Regions from separate parts of the Homo sapiens genome. Here region 2 is linked to region 1. A link is a contact called in ENCODE Hi-C or POLR2A ChIA-PET data. All regions are on one chromosome and are shown on one strand. Each heading gives the region's core, a stretch centred on a gene start or an enhancer-like site at or near the end of the contact. The rest is flanking DNA. Distances are from core to core; before and after follow the strand shown.

Region 1 (3,510 bases), core at 497-2,996:
TCTGAAACCAGCCTGGGCAATGTGGCAAAATACCGTCTCTACAAAAGATTTCTAAGATAGCCAGACCTGGTGACAGGTGCCTGTAGTCCCAGCTACTTGGGAGGGTAAGCTGGGAGGATCGCTTAAGCCCAGGAGGTGGAGGCTGCAGTGAGCCGTGTTCACACCACTGCACTCCAGCCTGGGCAACAGAGTGAGACCCTGTCTCAAAAAAAAAACCAAAAAATCTGTCTTTCGCAGCTACAGGTCATTAATCTGACCAGCTGCTCCAGAAAGATTGAAGTAACATGAGGGAGCAAATATCTGCTTCAACTTCCACCCCCTTCCCTGAGAGCATGCATTTATTCAGAAACATCCACTCAGTCCCTGCTCTGGGGACAGACTAGTGAAAACAATGCCTCTGGACAGATGGTAAAGAAATAATCACAAATCGTGATATTACTATAAGGAAAAGTACATGGTGCTGTGTGAAGTGCTGCAGGAGGACACAGTTCATGGGGGGCGGACTTGGAGGGGAGGGCCAACAGAGGCCTTCTGAAAAAAATGACACTTAAACAGACCTAAAGACTGTCCAAAAGTATGTCAAGTGAAAGGGGAAGCAAGGCATTGCAGGCAGAAGGAAACACGTATGTGAAGATCCTGAGGCAACAGGAAATTTGATGCATTCCGAGAACAGAGACTGAGCAAGAGAAGGGAACAGAATGAGGCTAGACAGGGAGACAACAGCTGGATCACCGAAGGCTCTGAAAGACGCAGTCATGAGCTTGGATTTTATCAGAAGGGTAATGGGACAGCCAGCGGGTTCTCAGCAGACCAACAAAATCAGACTTAGAAAGATCACTCTTGCTCAGCCTGAGAGAACCGATTGGAGGGAACAAGAGAGGGCAAAGCCCCAAGTACCTTCTTGTTCATCACTCTAACCCTAGCACCTAGCATGGTGCCCACACATAACTGGCACTCAGTAAATGTTTGTGGAATGAATGACCGTGGAAACAGGAGACTATTGCAGTAACCAAGGCTGGCAGCCGAACACAAGTGTTCCGAGTTGAGATGTTTTGTAAGTCGAGGTGATGGGGCTTAGCAATGGACTGACTGAATGTGGGGGTTTGGGGATAAGAGAAAAACAAGTCAGGCATGACTCCCATGAATCTGGCTTGGCCCACCTATCTGATTGGAAGGGCTGGCTTAAAGAGATAGGTAAGATGGAAGAAGAGGTGCAGGGAAAGAGTTCACAGATTATCTACCAACTCCCATCACACGCGTGTCTGAGCATCTGAGCAACACCTGGCCCAAGAGCTGGGACTAAGCTCCCTGAGCATGAGGCGGTGGCATACTTTCTGCGCCCCGGCTCTCCCAGATGCATGCGAGGCACTGCGAGCCGACTCTTTACTATGTAAACTCCCCGAACTTATCCGAGCCGCAGTTTCCTCGTAAGATCGTGGCAAGCATCAACGCATCAAACTCCAGGCCTAAGCTGGGTGTGAAAGCGCCCCCCTGAGAGTGGGGCGGAATTCCCACGTCTCTCCCCGCCCGGTACTGCCTTTCCTCAGGACGCGGGCCTGTCAGGCTCCTCTCGCCCCTGGTCCGCCCGCGTCCCCCGACCCGAGGTCAGCCTACCTGCCGGCCCCGCGGCGGCAGCGCGCTGCAGCCCAGGCTGATGTAGACAGGCAGCTTCTCCTGGGTCAGCGACAGCCGGTACCCAGCCAGCCTGCCACGGCCGCTGCCACGGATACAGAGCCTGTTTACCTATGACGTCACTACCTTCCTGACTCCGGAAGCACTTACAGCCCCCATTCCACAGAGCCTGCTGGGAAACAGAGGCCCGAGGGGAGGCCCGGCCTACAAGACCCAGAAGCCTTAGCGCCGGCAAGGCGGCCAGAAGTAGCTCTGCTCTCTCCGCGAAGACCCTCGGGGGATTCCGCCTCCACCCTTTCCCGGATAGAGCGCTATGCATGCAGGGACTTGTAGTCTCAGGCTCCCCAGCCGGCTGGGCTGGGCAGCACTCCGGGCGGAGTCGACGAGCGCAGGATGTGAGCTCACAGCTTGGGACTGCTGAGGGGCAGGCGGCTGCAGGCTAGGGGCGGCTCGGAGTCCGCTGGCCACCCAGCTGAGAGGAGAGGCGCCCCCGGGGACGGTGAGAGCCGGGCCCGCCGATGCCCTCGGGGAAGGGATGGACGGCCCCTGCTGGAGTAGAGCGAGCCCGGCCGGGTCCTGGGGGAAAAGGCGCGGGCGGCGTAGGGGAGATGGAGAGCTCCGATCTCCCACGGAGGGTGGGCGTGAGAACCGGTGTGGGTTTCTCGGTAGTGAGGAGTGGTCCGGGCTAGAGAAGAGCCCACACCGGCCACATTTCCCAGGACTTTTTGGGTGACGCTTAACCTTTACACCTAGGGTTTCTGCTAGATCCGCCACTCTAGCCCTCAGCTTTCCTCCCGCCGTCCTCCGTGTCTGACGGATTTCTGGGTCCTTCTTCCTTTTAGACCCCTCCTCTTTCCACCTCCGCGGCTGTTTGCCCTTTGTTGTGCTTGGGTTCCCATTAGCTTCGTTGCGTGAGCCACGGATCCGCCCTTAGCCCCGGGCATCCCCAAATATCCACACACAAAGTGCGGAAGGAAGAGCACTGTGGCTATCAGTGGAAACTTCATTCTCACTGGAATTACTTTCTGGGGCGTCACCTGCCACAGAATTCCTGGAACCCATTGGTCTGGGCGGAATGTGATTGACGTCATCCAGGGGCTCAAAGCAATTGCTTTGTAGGAAAGGAAGAGATTAGCTCTGGATCCGCCGACCTCTCTTGGCAGGCCTATCCTTTGAGCTCCTTTGCATTGGCAGAACATGTATGTGTGCTTTCTCTGATCCTGGGAAAACTAGGACTAGACACAAAATACACAGGGAACTTGCTAATACCTGTTAGAGAGGTGGATTTATTCCTTTGAGGTGGGCGGGAAAAGGGAAGGTGATCTCATACCATTCTAGTGTTTCTTAGTCATTGGCAACCTCCTGGTGAGGGCTCACCTCCCATACCCAACCCCTGTGGCAAATGAAAGAGTCTCCCAGACAAGCCGCCAAAGGAATTCACTGCTTCACACAGCACCCACGCTGGCTGTCCACTTCCTTGGACATTCTTCCCAGGGACTTACCTAAATCTTTTCAGGGACAATTTCAGTCTAACAAACTGACGTATGTTAAATACTTAAAATGTGCATGGCATTGTGCTGAGCACCATTAGGGGAACACAGCGGTAAACTTGGGAAACCAGTGCCCTGCTTCTGGGTTGCACTTACAAGGCATGAGCAACTGTAAACTCCTGCATGTGATGAGCATTCGGTGAAATCATTCCACTTTTTTTCTGTCTCCATTATTACCAATGTGGTCCAGGCTGCCATCATCTCTTCTTGCCTAGACTACTGCTTCCTCTGGTCTTCCCACTTTCTCTCTTGCACCTTTACAATTCATTCTCTACCCAGCAGCAAGTTATCTTTTCAAAATACACTACAAGCAAGTCAGATCATATCA
Region 2 (3,480 bases), core at 26-2,525, 71 kb after region 1:
GCTGGACAATGGATCGGTGGTGACGGAACGTGAAGAGCCGGGTGGACTTTGGCTCCTTTAAGGTCTCACCAAAGCAGAAAGCTGCATAGAGAGTCATGGCTATCAGCAAGGCCAAGGCCAGCCAGAAGGGGTTGGCATAACCCTGGGCCCGGAGCCAGTGGCCCCCGAGGAGGCTTGCCAGCATCCCAGCCACCCCGATGCTGGCTTCCAGCAGGGCCATCCGGAAGGTGCGGCTGCGACTGGAGCTGACATCTGCCACGGACGCAAAGCTAGCAGCCAGAAGGCCACCGAAGTCGCCGAGGAGGGCACAAAGGATGCGACCCAGCACGAAGTAGCCGACGTGGAGCTGCAGCTGCACCACAAAAACGGACACTAGGGCCTGGAGCAGCAGGCCCAGCGAGGCCAGCACTAGCAGCGGGCGGCGGCCCACACTGTCGCTCCAAGCTCCCAGCAGGGTGGACGAGAAGAGCCCCACCAGGAAGCCGCCCACGTTCATGTAGAGGGTCCAGTGGGAGGTAAGGGTCTCCACTTCCTGTAGGGGCACAATGACCAGGGTGCGGTTCCTCACTCTGGGTTCCACAATCCCCAAATCCTCGCCATCCCGGGAGCTACAGGGATGAGGACTTCCTTTGGAGCCCTAAACCTCAGAGAATCTTAGCACAGCTTTCAAAATCTGCCAGTGGAGAGGGGGAAGGACATGGACCAAGGCCCCATTCCCTTTCCTTTCCCCCCCCTTTTGTTAACCTGCAAGGCCAGACTTTAGCTCAGCTTTTCGCATCCCACCCGCTGAGGTTCTCGGTCAGGCCCCTTTGCTCTGGTCCCGCCCACCATCCAAAATGCACCCTCCCTCCAGTTACCCGCCACTACCATTACGCAGGCCCCGCCCCTCCGCTGCCCCCACGCTCCAGACCAGGGCCCTCCACCTGCCAGGCTCCTCGCCGCCCCGCTACCTGCATGGTGGGGTCCGCGCTGCGGTTGCTGCAGCCCCCCCTTTGGCGGGTGCCATTGTAGCCGAGGTCGGCGCTGAAGCGGTGCCACAGATACTGCGTGGTGAGCGGGCCCTGCAGGACCAAGGCAAAGTTGGCCAGGAAGACCAGCGGCTCTACCGGGCCCCGGCACAGCACGGCAGCCGCAGGGCGGGCGCGGGGCTTTTCCGGGGGGCTCGCGCTCCCCTCCATGTGCGTGCGCGGCGGAGCTGTCGCCAGGCGGGCGGCGGGGCGCGCGAGCGACTCGCTGCCTGGGACCAGCGACGCGTGGCGTGGGGCTTGCGCTGTCTGCGCCTGCGCCCGGCGTCCCTCCTTAAATGTCCGGCGGGGAGGGGCCTGTGACCTGAGGCCACCGGACTCTCGCCGCGGGTGCACCTGGCTGGGCGTGGGCCAGCGAGGGGCCCGGCACCCCCAGCCCGCGGGATGACCTCACCTGTAAAGTGTGCGTAGACACCGCCCTGCAGCCCTCCCTCCCGGCCCAGACACACCACAGATAACAAGAATATCAACAATTAACATGTATTGACCACTTACTATGTGCTGGGCACGGTATTAAACCCTTTTTGTGCGTTGGTCTCCCGATAACTCTACAGGCTAGCCAATATTAACCATCGCTATCTACCGCTGAGGAAACGAGGTCATCGGGTACTCAAGGCAGAGCTGGAAGAGCACATGACTCCTGATGCTGCTGATGTTCTGCGCTGTAACAGAGAGGCAGCTGGAGAGGATCGGAGTGGGCTGAGCCCAGCTGCCTGGGTTGGAGCACCTAGGCTCTGCCACTACCTTCGGCATGCCACTTACCACCCTGAGCCTCTGTTTTTTCATCTGTAAAATGGAGTTGCTAACAAAACATGTCTCAAAAAGTTGTGGAAAAGCAGTGTCTGGTATATTCAAAGTGCTATTATTGCTATTAACAGGCTGTCACGTCTGGGAGTGGTGGCTCACACCTGTAATCCCAGCACTTTTGGAGGCTGAGGCGCATGGATCGCTTGAACCCAGGAGTTCGAGACCAATCTGGGCAACATGGTAAAACCCTGTCTCTACAAAAAATACACAAAAATTAGCCAGGCGTAGTAGCAGATACCTGTAGTCCCAGGTACTCGGGTGGCTGAGGTGGGAGGATCAATTGAGCCCAGGAGGCAGAGGTTGCAGTGGGCTGAGATCGCACCACTGCACTCCAGCCTGGGTGACAGAGCAAGACCCTGTCTCAAAAAATATAAAATAAAAATAAAATAAAAAACAAGCTGTCACTTGCTCCACTCCTGCCCTAGGATCTTTTCCTGGGAAACTAGTCTTGTTTCTGGGGTCAGGCAGGGCCTGGCTCTGCAGTTCCCTTAGAGAAGATGGGGGAGGGCCTGGGAGGTCCTTGGGTGTGAACCTATGCTCCTGGGTGGCTCCCATTATAGGAATTAGGCCAGAAGGCAGTCACCTGCTCTGCTGCTGAGGAGGTCAGACCCTGTCTGGGCCTCTGTTTTATTGCCTGTAAAAAGGAACAGCATTACCTTCCTTACTCCCCTATCTTTCATTCATTCAGCTCATTTACTGAGTGCCCCTTACGTGCCAGGCACTGTGCTGGGGGACTCCGGGACCACAACAGGAAAGGAAATAGACAAAGCCCTCACCAGGCCCGTTAGTTTCTAGAATGGTGGGAGAGGAAAAATAGTCAAAGAATCCTACTAATTGATACAAAATTCCAACCGTGGAAAATAGTTTTGAACTCCAAGGGTGCTAATTCAGGGGCTGGAGGTAGGGGGAGCAGAATCAGGAAAGGCCACCTTCCCTGAGAACAGAGCAGCTGAGTGGGTTTCTGGAGGCAGGTCCTGACAGGCCTGATTCTTGGGAGGATGGATGGCTCCAATTCTGGCCACTGTGACTGTGCCTGGGCCTGTTGGAGCTTGTTAGCTACCCCACCTCCCCTGAGCCAGGAGTCCGAGACTCAGGATGGGTAGGTGCTGGCTAGATACTAGTGAACTGAATAACCTCCCCCTGCAAGCTGCCCCCACCTGTGGTCCCCTAGAGAGAGGAAATTCCACATTAAACATTCAAGCCTCTGGATTGGCTCCACTCTCCTCCCTCCCCTTCCAACTCCTCCCTACCACTTACACAAAAGCTTGGCCCAGTTAGGTCAGCTGCAGTGAGGGAGGGGTACTTGGCTAAATCCTTGGAATTATTTCTTAGATAAAGAACTAAGGCTAGGAGAGGCCAAGGTCCCTCATCAGGAATGGGACAGGGTGTGGCTCATCCCAGAGCCAGAGCCTGCAGTACCCACTAGGGTAGAGGTCTTTTCTAACTCCTTGAAAACAGCTGCAATCAGGTCACTGGCCTGCTCAAAACCATCCTGGGCTTTCCATTTCGCTCAGTGAGAGCCAAGTCCTTATGAGAGCCCTAAGGCCACCTACCTCTTCTCTGTCCCTCTCCCCTGCTTTGTCCCCCTCAATCCTTGTGCTCAAGCCATGCTGGCCTCCTGCTTTAGGGCCTTTACACTTGCGGTAAC

What was found. A loop is a pair of places that touch in the nucleus more often than their neighbours do. ChIA-PET counts read pairs that join two places held with the same protein, here RNA polymerase II (POLR2A). Pooled maps may share reads with other maps.
Region 2: a loop to region 1 is called in a map of PC-9, with 4 times the contacts of the local background. The contact joins the promoter of SLC46A1 here to the promoter of IFT20 in region 1. A Hi-C loop is called at or near these places in 8 of 168 maps with a recorded cell type or tissue (HL-60/S4, IMR-90, MCF 10A and 5 more), 4 of 37 single-sample maps with no recorded cell type and 13 of 50 pooled maps. POLR2A ChIA-PET finds 5 or more read pairs at or near these places in 18 of 52 experiments (A549, BJ, CD4-positive, alpha-beta memory T cell and 14 more).

Annotation. Positions count from the first base shown.
Region 1 is chr17:28,333,726-28,337,235 of GRCh38, forward strand. IFT20 (intraflagellar transport 20) reads right to left here and starts at 1,747. Exons shown (of 5, transcript NM_001267776.2): 1 at 1,615-1,747. TNFAIP1 (TNF alpha induced protein 1) reads left to right here and starts at 2,036. Exons shown (of 7, transcript NM_021137.5): 1 at 2,036-2,131. RefSeq lists silencers at 1,444-1,635, 2,129-2,178 and an enhancer at 1,559-2,088.
Region 2 is chr17:28,404,937-28,408,416 of GRCh38, forward strand. SLC46A1 (solute carrier family 46 member 1) reads right to left here and starts at 1,276. Exons shown (of 5, transcript NM_080669.6): 1 at 951-1,276; 2 at 1-532. The coding sequence starts at 1,178. RefSeq lists enhancers at 1-290, 3,431-3,480 and silencers at 758-917, 1,118-1,457.